2 separate regions of the Mus musculus genome follow, and region 2 is linked to region 1. Evidence: chromatin loops called from intact Hi-C (ENCODE). Cell type or tissue: heart. All regions are shown on one strand.

The links. A loop is a pair of places that touch in the nucleus more often than their neighbours do. Peaks named below come from ENCODE experiments on the same cell type or tissue, not always from the same donor. Only the 100,000 strongest peaks of a DNase experiment are listed, where the experiment ranks them.
Region 2: a loop joins it to region 1, with 3 times the contacts of the local background. A loop is called at or near these places in 27 of 42 quality-filtered maps.

Annotation. Positions count from the first base shown.
Region 1 is chr14:102,979,858-102,987,857 of GRCm38, reverse strand. It overlaps Kctd12 (potassium channel tetramerisation domain containing 12), which reads left to right and starts at 5,221. Exons shown (of 1, transcript NM_177715.4): 1 at 5,221-8,000. The coding sequence starts at 5,418. The coding sequence ends at 6,401. Mir5130 (microRNA 5130) reads left to right here and starts at 5,226; the gene lies at 5,226-5,309. 4933432I03Rik (RIKEN cDNA 4933432I03 gene) reads left to right here. Exons shown (of 3, transcript NR_045657.1): 3 at 1-446. In heart, CTCF peaks have their summits at 4,756, 6,068, 6,269 and 7,085; DNase peaks (open chromatin) are centred at 4,947, 6,007, 6,147 and 7,177; H3K4me3 peaks cover 3,543 bases; H3K27ac peaks cover 2,430 bases.
Region 2 is chr14:102,806,119-102,814,118 of GRCm38, reverse strand. No RefSeq gene overlaps it. Among named protein-coding and RNA genes, the nearest start is that of Gm41234, 15 kb to the right of the region's middle. In heart, a CTCF peak has its summit at 3,941; DNase peaks (open chromatin) are centred at 2,158, 3,928 and 7,388; H3K4me3 peaks cover 556 bases; H3K27ac peaks cover 807 bases.

The DNA of each region.
Region 1 (8,000 bases):
AACACCCAGGTTTTCGAACACCCCACGGCCTCCGGCAAAGCTCTGGAGTTGCACTAAGATTGTTCCAAGTTGCCTATGCCTGCCCCTTTGCCTTGAGTTTCTCATCTGCAAAATAATAGAAATGACAGCTTAGTACAAATAAAGCAAGCAGAGTCTAAAGCCAGACGCCCAGGTTCAAATCTCAGTGTAATTACTTATGTGTTGTGTGATCCAGGAAAAAGCCTCTTTCTGTTTTAACTGTTTATTATCCCCCAGTTGGGTTCTCACGGTGCTAAAATAGAATAGAGCTACTGTAGCAATTCAATGAGCCCATGTCTGCATTGCTACATAGGTCTGATATGTGTGTGTGGTAAGGGCTAGTGAGATACTATTGTATCAATGTTTTCTGGGAAAGTCTTAAATATCGCTTGTAAAGACACAAATGAAAAATTAAAATCAATTACCTGACAGTTCGATTCTCTTTTTGGTTCTATTAAACATAAAATATTAAATATAAAAACTCCAACCCACAGTGATTCTGTTATAGTGTTGGGATACTTTTTGTTTTCTTGTAATTCCTCAATGCCTTTCTCATAATCTTGTCTCTTTGAAGATTAGAAATTGGTGCATTTTAAACCAAATCTTAATTAAGATCGATGTTTACTTAAACCTGATGGTATTTAATTAATCCCTACACACAATTCTTCTCTCCCTCTAAATGTAAAAGCCAATGATTTTCACAGAATAGGAAAGATTTACACATATTGGGAGGATGATAAATGCGCCAAACATTTGTTCAGGACAATTTCTGGTCCTGTCTCTCTGCTCTTTCCTCATAGCATCCATTTTAATGTCTCCACCATTCATTTATGCATTCAGTATTTATTGAGCAGACTTGTCGGGCACCATGATAAGTGGTGGGAAATAATGACTCTGACACTTGAATGGTGTTTTACAGCTTCCAGATCATTTTCACATATATTAAATCCACTCACTCCTCTGAGGGACTCACTTCATTCAGCTCCTGTTAGTCCTTCCCCTTGAGCTGTGAGTTGTCTCTAAAGTTCCTTTCCTCAACTCACTGAGGAGTATTCTCCAAAGGCTTCTGTAGGGCGAGGTGGGGGTGGGGAATGCTGGTTGGAAAAGCAGGTTACGGTAGGTTGGGATAAGATTAGAACTGTCTCTTGTGAGGCTATGCCGGGGCCTAGCAAACACAGAAGTGGATGCTCACAGTCAGCTATTGGATGGATCACAGGGCCCCCAATGGAGGAGCTAGAGAAAGTATCCAAGGAACTAAAGGGAACTGCAACCCTATAGGTGGAACAACAATATGAACTAACCAGTACCCTCCGGAGCTCCTGTCTCTAGCTGCATATGTATCAAAAGATGGCCTAGTTGGCCATCACTGGAAAGAGAGGCCCATTGGTCTTACAAACTTTATATGCACCAGTAAAGGGGAACGTCAGGGCCAAAAAGGGGGAGTGGGTGGGTAGAGGAGTCGGGGGGAGGGTATGGGGGACTTTTGGATAGCATTGGAAATGTAAATGAAGAAAATACCTAATAAAAAAAGATTAGAAGTCGGGCCGGGTGGTGGTGGCGCACGCCTTTAATCCCAGCACTGGAGAGGCAGAGACAGGCAGATTTCTGTGTTCGAGGCCAGCCTGGTCTACAGAGTGAGTTCCAGGACAGCCAAGGCTACACAGAGAAACCCTGTCTTGAAAAAACAACAACAACAACAAAAAACCAAAAAAACAAAAAAAGATTAGAACTCGGTCTACAGGTGCTTGCAGTATCTTTTACTTTAATTTCAAAGGCCCAAGTTCTGGCAAGGTATGTTCTCTCTTAGGAAAGTGCAGAGTCACATGAAAAAGAATAGAGGCCATCAGTGTATCCTTTGCTGAAGAACAGGTTGAGTCTAAACATGTGGATGATGCTTTTCTAAGGTCTTTCTGGGTCTCCATCCAACTGGGCATATTTAACATCCTGGATGATGAAAAGAGCTATGACCCTGGAACACACCCAGGCATCAAGCTTACTAGATTTTGTGATTCTAACTAATAGGCAAGAATCAAAAGACACAAAATCAACCAGACACCTATTCTCAAGTAGCTTGGGGTGGACAAATGTGTCATCTCAAGAGGTAGAGAAGGATGGCTGCATGCTGCCTGCCATAGGCACACCTCACTTTCAGACTGCAGTCAGTGATGACATCAAGGGCATTTTGGTGTTTACAGGACACAAGGAGATGACACTGCATAAACTTGCACTGTGAGACGAGCTAATTCCTGACCCAGACCCTTGGACTTGTCTGATGTCTGTCTAGAATGCTAAATGCTACTGTTCTTGAATGTGCTGGGGCTCTTCCAGCATCATTTTCAGAGACACCTTCCTCAGATACTCTACAGCAGGAGTGATGTTCACATTGTCCCTTTATTTCATTTCATGAATTATTTTTGGTACGTGTGATGTTTATTATTATCCAAACAGTGTGTGTGTGTGTGTGTGTGTGTGTGTGTGTGTGTGTGTGTGTGTGTATGTGTGTGTAGTATAAGCTCTAAGAGGGCAGTGATTATTCTGAACACACTTCCTGGAACATGGTGGTAGACCTTGAATGACTACAGAGGGAATAAGTGAATGATCAAAGTATTTATCAAAAGATTATAGAGCCCCGGCTGTGTTCTGGATATTAAGGATATAGTAATGAACAGAGCTGAGAAATATCCCTGACCTCTTTGGGTCTTACATTCTGACACAGGGAAAGAGACTTTCAACAAAGAAGGCAGGGAAGAGAAAGCTGTGGAATAGAGCTGCACTTCATTGAACAGGGTAATGGGCAAAGGGGACCTGGGGAAGGGAAGAAGGAAGGGGTGGGACACAGTGTGGGGGATGACGAGTCATTTAAGGAAAGAGAGAGGGGAAGGGCCAATGGCATGAGAACCCAGCACATTCATTGCAAAGTGTTATGGCATGGGTCAAAGAAGCATGTGTGGGTCAGAAACAAGCAAGCATCTGTCACATCATTAGAAGGACTTTGGTTTTGCTCATGTGTGACGTGGGAAGAAACACACAACACAGGGTCTGACTGGATCCTTCTCTTTGGTCTAGTGATGGAAGACTGATGGGTGCTAGAGTAGAGGCAGTTTGGAGGTCCAGGCAGTGATCTGAGGTGATAATGAGGTGATGTTGGCTTGGTCAACATGAGGTAATGTTGGCTTGGTCTTGAGGGGTGGTGGAGAGGTAGTGACCCTAAGACGGGAAGGATCTTGAAGGGAGACATGGCAGCATAGAACAATGACCCAGTTGTGCCAAGGTGACACTGAAGTCTTTTCTTGGGCTTACAGAAAAGTGGCAGTTTTGTCAGGCCTGAGATGCTGATATATCACATTCAGTGTCGGGACTCGGAACTTTCCTGTCATCTATCATTTATCCCAAGGAACAGTTGAAGAATGGTGAAATATATTCAGTATCAGAAATCTGTGCCTGCAATTAAGCAGGCTGGTCTGGGGCCTGATCTTATTTCAGCTCTGTGACACGAGTGCAGTAATTGTTTGGCAGACATAAACATTTCAGAAATGAAAATGACATTCATCCGTGAGAAGACTATCAAGCTCATTGGACAGTCGCACAAAGGGTAGACATCATTATTAAGACAAAGATCTTTCTGGGCTTATTGTGATTGACAGCCTGTCCTTCAAAGTGATCTGATAACTGTTCAGATGGCCAACCCTTTGCCTCTTGGCTGCTCTAAAGGAGATGTAGGTAGTCAGCCTTGAATTCTCCACAGCCTGATGCCCAGCAACGTATAAGAGCATTTATTAAAATTGTGGTTTTTCAGAGTCTCCTCTATCTTGGGCTTCTTGAAGCCCTTATCTATTTATTCACCAAAAACCAACGATCAGATAACAGACCACAAATTTGAGATTTCAGAACGTGCCAAGTGCAAAGATGGGAATTTGAAGAGCAACCTGTCTCATTCCCCTGGGAGACCATGGAAGGTTTCCCGGCAGTGGCAGAATTCTGTGGGCTGAAATTTGTGCATGACTCCAAACGCTGAACAAGTAGGAGTCCATAGAGAGCATGGCTAAATCTGAAGGGCCTTCAGACCTACACAGCCTTTCTTCTCTGGTGGACGGTCTTGTAAAGTACAGAAGAGAACGATGGAGGGAGGAGGAGAACACGGGTTACTGGACCTTTAGAACAGTTATGCATGGGCTAAAAGTAAATTATTTTCTATACGTGCATTAACATTTCAAGGAACAAATAAAACATCAGCGGAATTTTAGTAAAATAATGAAATACTAGTAAAATCATTAAATACTAATAATACGAATAAAAGAAAATATTAGATTGGAATTTTCTGGTGCGATTTACAGATGGCTGAAAGCAACCGGAGGCCTCACGTCCCACTATTGGAGGCGCTTATTAGCTTTTCTTGCCCACGCAGTGTAAGCCCCTCCCCCCCCCTTTGTGTCCACCCAACTTCCTCTCCTAGTCATTTCTGCTCACTGCAGTACTGTGTTGTGGTTTCCTAACCAAAGACTTTATGCTCTCGCAAAATAATCTAACAGAGCATTTTCGCGAAGCATTCGCTTGTGGTTTCTAGGGATTTTTCGAGGCTATACGCTAGTCACATAGTCACGTGAAAAACCTTTGGGTGGTCTGGACTTGAAGGGACCGGTGCATCCTTTCCAAGTTAGTGTCTCTTCAGAACTTCCAGAGACCCGGGGATGGATCTCCAACAGCAGCGCTCTGCACTGTTAGAAGCGGGTAGGTCTAGAGGGCGCTAGCCGCAGGCAATCAAGCTTTTCCACTCTGCCAGAAAGTTTCCAACCCCTTCTGGAGTCCCCGGGTGCCGGCTGCGGTCAGCCGAGAAGGGCGGCGGGAGGGGAGGTGGGAACACAAGAGGATCGCTTTAGTGATCAGCCTCCTGGAGAAGCGCCTGGAGGCTCTGACCCACTGCGGAAGAGGAAGAGGAGCTGGGCCCGGAGCGGGTGGGCGGACGGGCGGTGACAGTCCGGTCGTCCCCCGGAGCGCGCGGGTCAGGGTGGAGCCTGCAGCCCCGAGCCGCGTCAGCGTTTAGCATGCAAATGCATTCCCCGCTCCTCCCCCACCCCCACCCCGCCCCAGCCCTCCCCGCCCCGGGAGCGAGCTCAGCGGCTCCGCAGCCGCCCACCGCCTCCTGCGCGCCGCGCCGCCCAAGCGGGCGGCTCTACTTAAGCGGCGCGCGGGCCGCGACCCGCCACTCGCCTGGAGCGCGCGGGCGAGGCAGGCGCAGCGCACCGGGGCTCTCGTGGGCGCACTGCTGCGCGCTCGCACCGCGCGGCTCTCAGTGGCCGGCCGCCGCCTGAGCGCAGGGCTCCCCGATAAGAGCCGCTGGGGCTTCCGATCGCGACCCCGCTCCCTGCCACTTGGCCCATCCGGGCCACCTCTTTTTGGCCATGGCTCTGGCGGACAGCACCCGAGGATTACCCAACGGGGGCGGAGGCGGAGGTGGCAGCGGCTCGTCGTCGTCCTCGGCGGAGCCGCCGCTCTTCCCGGACATCGTAGAGCTGAACGTGGGAGGGCAGGTGTATGTGACCCGGCGCTGCACCGTGGTGTCCGTGCCCGACTCGCTGCTCTGGCGTATGTTCACGCAGCAGCAGCCGCAGGAGCTGGCCCGGGACAGCAAAGGCCGCTTCTTTCTGGACCGGGACGGCTTCCTCTTCCGCTACATCCTGGATTACCTGCGGGACTTGCAGCTCGTGCTGCCCGACTACTTCCCGGAGCGCAGCCGGCTGCAGCGCGAGGCCGAGTACTTCGAGCTGCCGGAGCTCGTGCGTCGCCTCGGGGCGCCCCAGCAACCCGGTCCGGGGCCACCGCCGCCGCACTCGCGCCGCGGGGTGCACAAGGAGGGCTCTCTGGGCGATGAGCTGCTGCCGCTGGGCTACGCAGAGCCCGAGCCGCAGGAGGGCGCCTCGGCCGGGGCGCCTTCGCCCACGCTGGAGCTGGCTAGCCGCAGCCCGTCCGGGGGCGCGGCGGGGCCCCTGCTCACGCCGTCCCAGTCTTTGGACGGCAGCCGGCGCTCCGGCTACATCACCATCGGCTACCGCGGCTCCTACACCATCGGGCGCGACGCTCAGGCGGACGCCAAGTTCCGGCGGGTGGCGCGCATCACCGTGTGCGGCAAGACGTCGCTGGCCAAGGAGGTGTTTGGGGACACCCTGAATGAGAGCCGGGACCCCGACCGGCCCCCGGAGCGCTACACCTCCCGCTATTACCTCAAGTTCAACTTCCTAGAGCAGGCCTTCGATAAGCTGTCCGAGTCGGGCTTCCACATGGTGGCGTGCAGCTCCACGGGCACCTGCGCTTTTGCTAGCAGCACCGACCAGAGCGAGGACAAGATCTGGACCAGCTACACCGAGTACGTCTTCTGCAGGGAGTGAGCTCCCCACGCCCGCCCCTCGCCACTCCGGTGCCCACTTCCCTTCCTCCCCTCGGGGGACAGGATTATAGATGCCCTCGCTTCCTCCCTGTTTCCCGATTCCTTCTGCCCCCACCCCCAGATCTCCTAGTAGGTCACCCAGACCCGTCTGCACCCCACTTGCGAATCTGCAGCCACAAATCCTCTGGGCGTCTTCATCATCTTTGGACCCCACTAGCCGAGAGAGTGTTCTGATGTAGCCCTTCACTCATGCTTCCTCTACTCCTGGCCTCCAACCACCCTTCCCCCAGATTGTCGTGATCTAGTGGGACAGTCACCAAGTACCTGGGAATGACTGAATTGATCAGAATCGGATTGCACGGTGTCCGGCGTGCAGTTCGGACGAGTCCTTGACATCTTAAACCCTTTGACTCCATAGCGGTTTCAGAGATCAGAACTGAGAGTGCTGTGTGGAGAGAGTGCTTTAAAAGGTTGTTAGAGATTTGACCCTCATTAGAAAGAGAGTTTTAGACAATTGAATGGTAGACCGTATGCTGGAAGACCCCAAGGACGCAGTTCAGAGACTGTAAATAAAGAGATTTTTTTGTTTGTTTTTAAAGTTACAGGTAGAAGTAAATTCTAGTACTGGCAACAGGGGAGAGTTCTATTTACCCCCAACACATTAGATCTCCTGTGGCTTAAAATTGTAGAAAGCAATCCTCCTGCCTGCGGAGGCGCCCTTTCTCTTCAGCTGTTTGCCGAGCTTTAGGTTTTGTTGGTTAAGGCTTCTAGGCTAGGAGCAGGCAGGGAGCGGGAGGCAGCGCTTCTAGAAGTCACCTGGCAGTGACCCAGTAACGCAGGAGTGGTTAGTAGGGACAGTCAGCCCTTACTTAGGTCTAGGACTGTGGGAGGGTTGGGGAGGGAGGAAAGATGGGAGGAAGGGCGGGAGGGAGGAGGGGGACATGCTCATTTATTATTTGAAAGTTGGAAGTTTGTATAATCCATTTGAGTATGTGCGCATTTAAAAAAATATGAAACAGTACGTGTAAACTTAGATTTTATCAAGATTAGTAGAAGACCCATCTTCAGCTGGAAGTCTATCGAGCTATTTTGAGTCCTAAACTTAGTTGCTAATACTTGTATAACCTAACCAAAGAGTTACCTAGTAGAGTTTTTAGTGATTTGAACATTTATTTTTCTTGTTGATTCTATTTCCTCACTTATAGCCTATTTACTTAAGCAAAATAAGTTTGATTTTTAATTACTTAGACTTCAGATCTCTTTATTATTATTATTATTATTGTTAGCAGTAGTGTTTTTAAATTGATGTTTTCTGCAAGGCCAGCAAGTGTGGGCTGCTGGGCTGTTCTGAAAACCGGAACAATGCTCTTTCTTTCCTGCGTTTGTTTGACGTTGCAGTGACAGATTCGAAAGATCAACGGAAGCACGGGGGGGGGGGGCTGCCCATCTGTAGATAGCTGTCAAGTGGAATGTTTCTAAATGAAGGCAAATAAGTACTTCAGTGTGAGCCGAGCAATAACGCGGTATTTAGGTGAATGCAACAGAAACAGGGGACCTTTGCCTTATTGCCTTTCCTCTCACGTGGAATGAATTCCCAGTG
Region 2 (8,000 bases), 170 kb after region 1:
GCATGATAGAGAGGTAGTCAGTGATAAGACTCCCTGGGCATGTCACCAACCTAAGACAGGGATCAAACCAATGCTGTTTGTCACCCAAGGACGGGTAAGGGGCATGGTTGCGAGGGGCTATCTACAGACATTCTCTCTGCCAGAAAAGAAAAAAGGGGGAGATGTTAGGAGCAGGTGTGGCGGCAGTCCTAAAGGCGCCAGGGACTGCAGCTAAGTCATATGACTTGCACCTGACTTCCTCATATAAGACACAAACATCTTGAGTGCTGCGCAGGTGTACCAGGATACAGGTGAATCCAATTTGGTGGAGATATGCCCCTGCTGCCCTGATTAGCTGAAGCTGCGTGCCTGGTGAGGTGGCGTGGCCTGCAGTGTGTGGATGGGAACTGAGAGTATAAAAGAGTGAGAGACCCAGGGTTCGAGGGAGATATAAACAGGCGAGATATAAACAAGGGAGATGTAAACAAGGGGGAGATATAAACAAGAAGAAACAGGACTGAATAAATGTGTGCAGAAGGATCCTGTAGCAGCGTCGTTCTTCCTGGCCTGTTGAGCGCGCGCAACAGAAGAAGAAGAAGAAGAAGAGGAAGAGGAAGAGGAAGAGGAAGAGGAAGAGGAAGAGGAGGAAGGGGAAGGGGAAGGGGAAGGGGAAGGGGAAGGGGAAGGGGAAGAGGAAGAGGAAGAGGAAGAAGAAGAAGAAGAAGAAGAAGAAGAAGAAAGAAGGAAAGAAAATGGAGACTGAAATAAATGAGAGGTTGGGAAAAAGAAAGAAAATTAGAAGAAAAAGCAAAGCCTGTTTAATGTACTTGATATCCTAGAGAGAAGAGAATGGGACTCTTCATAGAATTCAAAAGATTGAAACTCTTTTTTAAAAATTAGGTATTTATTTCATTTACATTTTCAATGCTATCCCAAAAGTCCCACACACACTCCCCCACCCATTCCCCCAACCACCCACTCCCACTTCTTGGCCCTGGCGTTCCCCTGTACTGAGGCATATAAAGTTTGCACGAGCAATGGGCCTGTCTTTCCAGTGATGGCCGACTAGGCCATCTTCTGATACATATGCAGCTAGAGACACGAGCTCCGGGGGTACTGGTTAGTTCATAATGTTGTTCCACCTATAGGGTTGCAGATCCCTTTAGCTCCTTGGGTACTTTCTCTAGCTCCTCCATTGGGGGCCCTGTGATCCATCCAACAGCTGACTGTGAGCATCCACTTCTGTGTTTGCTAGGCCCCGGCATAGTCTCACAAGAGACAGCTATATCTGGGTCCTTTCAGCAAAATCTTGCAAGTGTATGCAATGGTGTCAGCGTTTGGAGGCTGATTATGGGATGGATCCCTGGATATGGCAGTTTCTAGATGGTCCAATTGAAACTCTCTTAAGGGACTAGTTTTCTCTCTCTGCTGGCTTCCTCTTCAGGCCTACTGGTTGTTGCTGAATGCTCTTAAAGGTTCCCTTTCTCACACTTTCATCCTGCTGTTCTCAGACTGGAAGCTTGTCTCTCTTTACCTCTGCAGGGATCCTCATTGTTCAAAACTGTATCAGATCTGGTCCCCCTGAGATCTCTCTTCCTCATGCCTGCCCCTTCAATGTTCCCAGTGGTTTAGTTCAATTTTAAACTGTGGGAGTGCAGGGACCATGTCTTGTATTTTTTTTTAAAAGGCTCTATCTTTTGCAGAGCCAGGTTACCATTCTGCGCATATTGTAAATGTAAACTGAATACATTTGGGTATTTGGAGTGTTTGAAACCTTTCATTGATGTAACTAGATGATAATAATAATAATAAACTGTAAATCTTTTATTATTGCATTCAAAAGATATTTAGTACCCGAGACTCTTCTTTACAATTATCTCTGCTCATTGTACTCTTGTCTTAATACCAAGCAGCCTGATGTGAACTTCAGGTAAAATTTTACAGACAACAGGAGCTTCCAAGGCAACTAACGCCATCTGGAAGAGTTAACCGATAGAAACAGCAGACTCAATAATAAATTCACAGACGTGGGAGAGATTTTGTAGATAGCCCGAGAAACTCTTCCAAGTGTACTGGGAAAAGGCGTTAAACTCCCAGGACCTAAGAGAGGATTCTGGAAGTCATCAGTTTGGATTCCCCAGCCTGTTCTGCTCCACTCAACACGGAAAACAACATGCAAATGGAATGCATTGTAGAGGCCAAAGGAAAAAAGTCAAAACCCAGAGAGCAGGGAGTGTGAAATAATCCTTCAGCAAGCGTCTTCCTTGTGTATGCTACAGCTGTCTTTGAGCAAACACAGCTCTTCTCTGCTAAACCTGCAGCAGAGTTACTTGGGCGTCTTGAAGGTCTCTCACCAGATGTTATCCCCTGGAAAACAAAACCTAACAAAACACAGCAAAACCGAGCATGGCACAACCCAAGCCCACACCCAACTCTGGTTCTAACTAGGCACACTCTCAACTCAGGAAGAAGCTGTTCTTTCGAACCTCTGTTTCTGTCAGAGGGCTTATGTTTTCCGTTCTCAGTATGGATGCTGGGTTCTCTGCTGCAAATGCATGCCAGATACAGAGGGTAGAGCATGTTTCTGCTGAATACTGTGGAAATCGTCATGACTAGAGCTACACAGAGCTACAAGAATAGGAGACAGAGAGAGAGAGAGAGAGAGAGAGAGAGAGAGAGAGAGAGAGAGAGAGGGAGGCAGGGAGAGAGAGAGAGAGAGAGAGAGAGAGAGAGAGAGAGAGAGAGAGAGAGAGAGAGAGAGAGAGAGAACAATGAAACTCCCTTGCTTTTGGTAGCAATAGCGGTGAAGTGAGGCAAATATCCTCTTAGGGCTTTTCTCTTTCCTGTTTCTTCACGGCTCCTTGTTTTCTTGTTCTCCTTCCCTATTCTCAGCCTGTTCCTGTGCGGTATTATGTCTTGGCAGTGTCTAGTATATGGCCACTCACAGCATGAAGCGAGAAGTGGCTTCATATTTCTATACTAGCTAGACCCCATGGGATTCTTCCTAATGTCTGGACACTCTGCTTTTCCATCTATTTCCCTTTCTTCCTGCCCATCTTACATTAACTTTCATTGCTCTTTCAGTGACGATTCTTTCCAGGTGTGGTGCTACATGAGATGGAAAAATATAGGTCTCGAAATGTTGTACTATTTTAAGGTTTGTTTTGATATTGTAAGAAAAAAAAAATGCTGTGCTGTTATTTTCTTATCCCTCTGCCCGATTACTAAAAAATGTGGAAGAAGTTAAATAAAGGCACATATCCACTCTAGTGTGTAATGAGAATTTTTTCTTTTAAAATTATTTGCGACAGAGTCTTGCTTTCCAGGATGGCTTGGGATTGGTGACCCGTTTCACCTTCCCAGGGGCTGGGCTTACAGGCTTGTTCCACCACACACTGTTTGTGAGGAATGTTTAACACCTACCCCTAAGACCTGGTATTTACCTACAACAGAGTAGAGCAGTGGCAAATAATAACATGGTCACAACACCTCATCAATTTTAGTGGCTGGAGTTACTGACTTTGAACCTGGCCCTGAAACCAAGCATGCTAACAATAGTGAAACAAAAAGAACACGGTCCCCATAGGAAGTGTTCAGCAAGCAGTGAGGGAGAACCCAAGGCAGTGTAGCTTGCACAAGAGAGGAGTGAGTCTGTCCACATGTTTCTCAAGGGCTTCTACAAACAGGCAGAAGTTGCCTGGCTGAGCTGCAGGAATGTTTCCTTCAGAATTTATTATTTGGGTGAGAGATTGGGACAGATGGTATCTGAGCTCTGCCTCGACCTGGGGAGGATGCTGGGTTGTATAGTTAGCTAACTCAGGCAAAGGACATCACCTGGGGCAATGATAGAAATCTGGCTCAGAGCATTTCCTGTGTCTTTGACTTCATTTCACCTGGCCCCTCACAGCCTGCTTCCTGTTGGTTGTGAGTCAGGCAGTTGTGGTCCCTAGTGGCAGTTAGGGAAGTCTGCAAGTTCGCACAGGAAGGGTGAGGCCTCGGGGATCCTGGGAGGAAGGCAAAGTCTGGGCTCAGCAACTTCCATCTGAAAAGTTTGTTTGATCATCTGATGAGGGAATGCATTTATTGCTACCAGGAGCACAATATTCTTCTACTCTGATCACAAGAGCTTTCCTCTGGTTCATTTTAAAGAAGTTAGAGAGGGAAGGGCAAAGCAATGTGCAGGTTGCTAAAGGATATATTCCTAAAGGCTGCACAGAGCCTCGTAGTGAGGTCCCTGTAGAAGGAATTCAGAACATCTGCTGAGACCTGTGTCTGCTCCAGGGATGTAGGTGTGATGGGTTTGGGTTTTTTTTTTTTTTTCATTGAATTTTCTGGAAGGCATGTAGAGAGAGAGTCTGATTCTGTAATAGATTAGGTGTAGAAAGCTAACCAGGAGAAAAGAGGCTCATGGGCTCAGGAAAGGGAGAGAAATGGCATGAGAGATGGATGGATGGATGAGAGGAGAGGAGAAGAACAGCTGAGAGCGAGACCTTGGAAAATGGAAATGAGAAAGGAGCCACAGATTTTCTTTGAGTTAAAGGAGCAGAGAGCTGTAGCTGGGAAGCCAGGTTGCCTTTTAGAAATGAGAGAAGTGAAAATTCTGTCGCCCAGAAACCAGGAGTCTCACAATTACTGTGAATAGGAGAATCCTTCAGGGTGACATGCATTCCATACTCTTTCCATGTCCCAGGCACATCTGAAATTCTTTGTTGTTCTCCAGGAAGCTGATGGATCAATCATTAATGATATATATGCTAAATGAACTTGATATTTAAAATATCAGTTAAAGATATCCTTCTATATAACAGTTCATGTCTGCAGAAATTTGAAAGCTTATGCATACTAGAAGGCGGTGGCTCTGTCTGCCTCATTTGAGCAAAACTTGATTTGAAATGAAAGAACTTATAGTCCTTAAGATCTATTGTGATGATGATAAAACACTTGGGAATCACATATCCACATTGAGTTAGATGCCAAGAGAAGTGTGTTTCCTGGTAGAAAGGAAAAGAGAATTCACACTGATAAACACCATCCTTGTGTCAAACATTGGTCATTCAAAAAGTGTGATCTCTTGAGGATTCACGTGTGACTTCTGACCCAGACATATGCTGAAATGCAGATACACCCAGTAGCTGGTATAATCTCCTCTTCACAGTAACTGTGAGGCACAACATGAAGTAGCTGGTTTGAGAACACATGAGATTTTCTATTAAACCAAGCACTTAAAGTAAGAAGGAGTCCCAGAGATAATGTGAACCCGGTATCTCCCTCCTGAAAGGCTGTGTTTTAGGGTAACCTCCCCCAAAGCTGCACTTGAGTCAAGGGCTTGACTACAAGTGGTTTCTCTGGTATGCCGTGTCTCAGGAAGTACCAGGAGACAACTTACAAGTAAGATAAGGAAGGAAGGGATGCCAGCCTATGTAAAGATGACGATAAATGGATCACTGCTATGGATAATTGGCATTCAGTTTTGCTACCAACCTTCTGGAAGACTGTGGGATATACCATGGAATCTTTTGACAGCTACGGATGAGTCTAGTGTCTCAAATCTTTCATGGATTGAGAGCTGGGCCTGAGGTGGTTAGCTTTCTACTGCTGGAGATCTATCCAGGGGCAGAGAGGTAGAGAGACAGTAAAACAGGGAAGGTCCACAGTTAACTCCTAGTGGGTGGACAGTGTTTGCTGAGGTACCTGCAGGGTCAGCTAGTCCCCCATTCATATACTTCTCTCTCTGGTAGATACATCTTATCTGGATCTTCCATGCCCTTGAGTTGACCCACAGAATCAGGACCAGATGTATGCCTCTATTGCTGACTTCAAGAAGTCACGAGAGAGAAATAGTCTTGCCTTTTTCTGCTCTTCCCTAAGGAGGAATGTATATAAGGAGACTGTAGATAGCTCCGTATCCCAGAGAAGGCTGACTCCTGTCCTGTGAGTCCTGTTTGTTGCATAGTCCCTTTCTCTGCCTGTCTCACACATTTGTAAGAGGACCATTGCTTTTCTTCTCATATTTTCCCATGAGGTAAGCACAAACCTGGGACTGTCTCCGTAAGATGTCAAGGATCCAGTGGAATAAAATTTCTCCTTTCGAGCCCACCAACAGCTCACTTGGGAAGCTAACTTTGTCTTTCACAAAGCAGTTGGTCAGAGTGGACCCCCAGGTAGAGGTTCATAAGGGCAGGGAGACATGAACCATAATCACCGACTTAAATTCATTTCTCACATATTTTCCCCAGAATCTCCATGCTCTGGTTGGCCCACTTGCAAACAGTCAAAATGGCGGAGAAATTTTCCACTAAAATTTTATTCACTTTTTCAATCACTGAAGGGCCCTAACTTTGTTCATTTGGTAAAGTTCAAGAAATAAGTAGAAAAGACAGACAAAACCCACTCCCAAATAGAAGACAACAAATGGAAAAAAGAATACACACATGCAATGCGTGTGCGCGTGAGCGCACGCACACACACATACACACACTCATCACACACACAGAATACACAGAGAACATACACACAGAACACACACACAGAACATACACACACAGAACACACATACAGAACACACACACACAGAACACACAGAACACACACACACAGAACACACAGAACACACACACACAGAACACACACACACAGAACACACATACACAGAACACACACAGAACACACACACAGAGAATACAAACACACACAGAACACACATAGCACACACAGAAAACACACATATACACAAAACACACACAGAACACATACATACGCACACAAAACACATACACACAGAGAAAAAACACACACAGAGAAAAAACACACACATAGAGAAAAAACACACATACAGAGAAAAAACACACAGAGAACACACACACACACACACACACACACACACACACACACACACACACGTAGTTTGGGGGATAGCTCAGTTAGTAAAATGCTCCCATGCTTATCTTGCAGGCATGAGGACTTGCATCATTTTATCCAGAAACCTGACTAGCTCATTTCTGAAATAGTTGTTTTGTTTTGTTTTGTTTTGTTTTGTTTTGTTTTGTCTTTTTGGTGGGGTGAGGAAGCCCCAAATAATTTTGCTTGTCTTTCCTGTTAAAAAAAACAGAAGCTTGTCTCTAACATCTTCTCCTTTTCCAGTCTTATATTAATTTCTCATTTTTTGGTGTGACTGATCACTTATTGGTGTGTGTGTGTGTGTGTGTGTAGTGTGAAGGGTTGCTAGCAGAGACCCAAACAGAAAGGATAGTGCGACAGGCTTTAATTATTCCCTCAAGGTTTCCGGTGTTGAAAACTTTCTGCGTTCTCAGTTACTCTCTGACAGGGCACAATTTCCCTCTGTATTTTCGGTTTTCAGAGGCTAGGACAGCGAAGGTGAGCCACGTGACCACAGGCTGGCTGACCTCCACTCGTCGCCATTTCCTCTCCTCTCTACCCTCTGCTCCACTTCTGCTATTTCCTTTAGATAAGAAGCCGAATCATCCCACAGGAAGAGCAAGATGTCATGCTGTCTCCTGTAGCTCCCCAGCGCTCAGGAGCCTTGTGGCATTACATTGCGACCCTTCAGGAATAGTCTTTGCTTCTCCAACGGTCTGTCACCCGGCACAGAAGTCTGATTTTCAGTTGAGGGATTGAGTACAACCCAGACCACTTGTGGCAGGCCTCTTCATCTCTCTGGGATCTGAGGAGTTGTGCCCTCAGGGTGGCCACCTAACTCAGTTTAGACTGTACAGTGTTTTACTGCCAAGCCTTACACTGTGGTTTTGTGGCTGGGACAGTTTACATGTCAGAAGCGGGGGATTTTTCTGCTGATATTTTACATTTGTTTTGTGTGCTGGCTTTAGGACAGCAGGCTGAGCAAAACTGTTTTGCCTTTCTGCTCTATTCAGTGACAGCATGTTCTCAGGCACACTAATTCACACCGTAACATTAACTCTGGTGAGGCGTGGGTTACTTTAAAGGGTGGTCTCCCATCCAAGTGGGAACCGGAATGGACCCTGCTTAGCTTCCGAGATCAGACA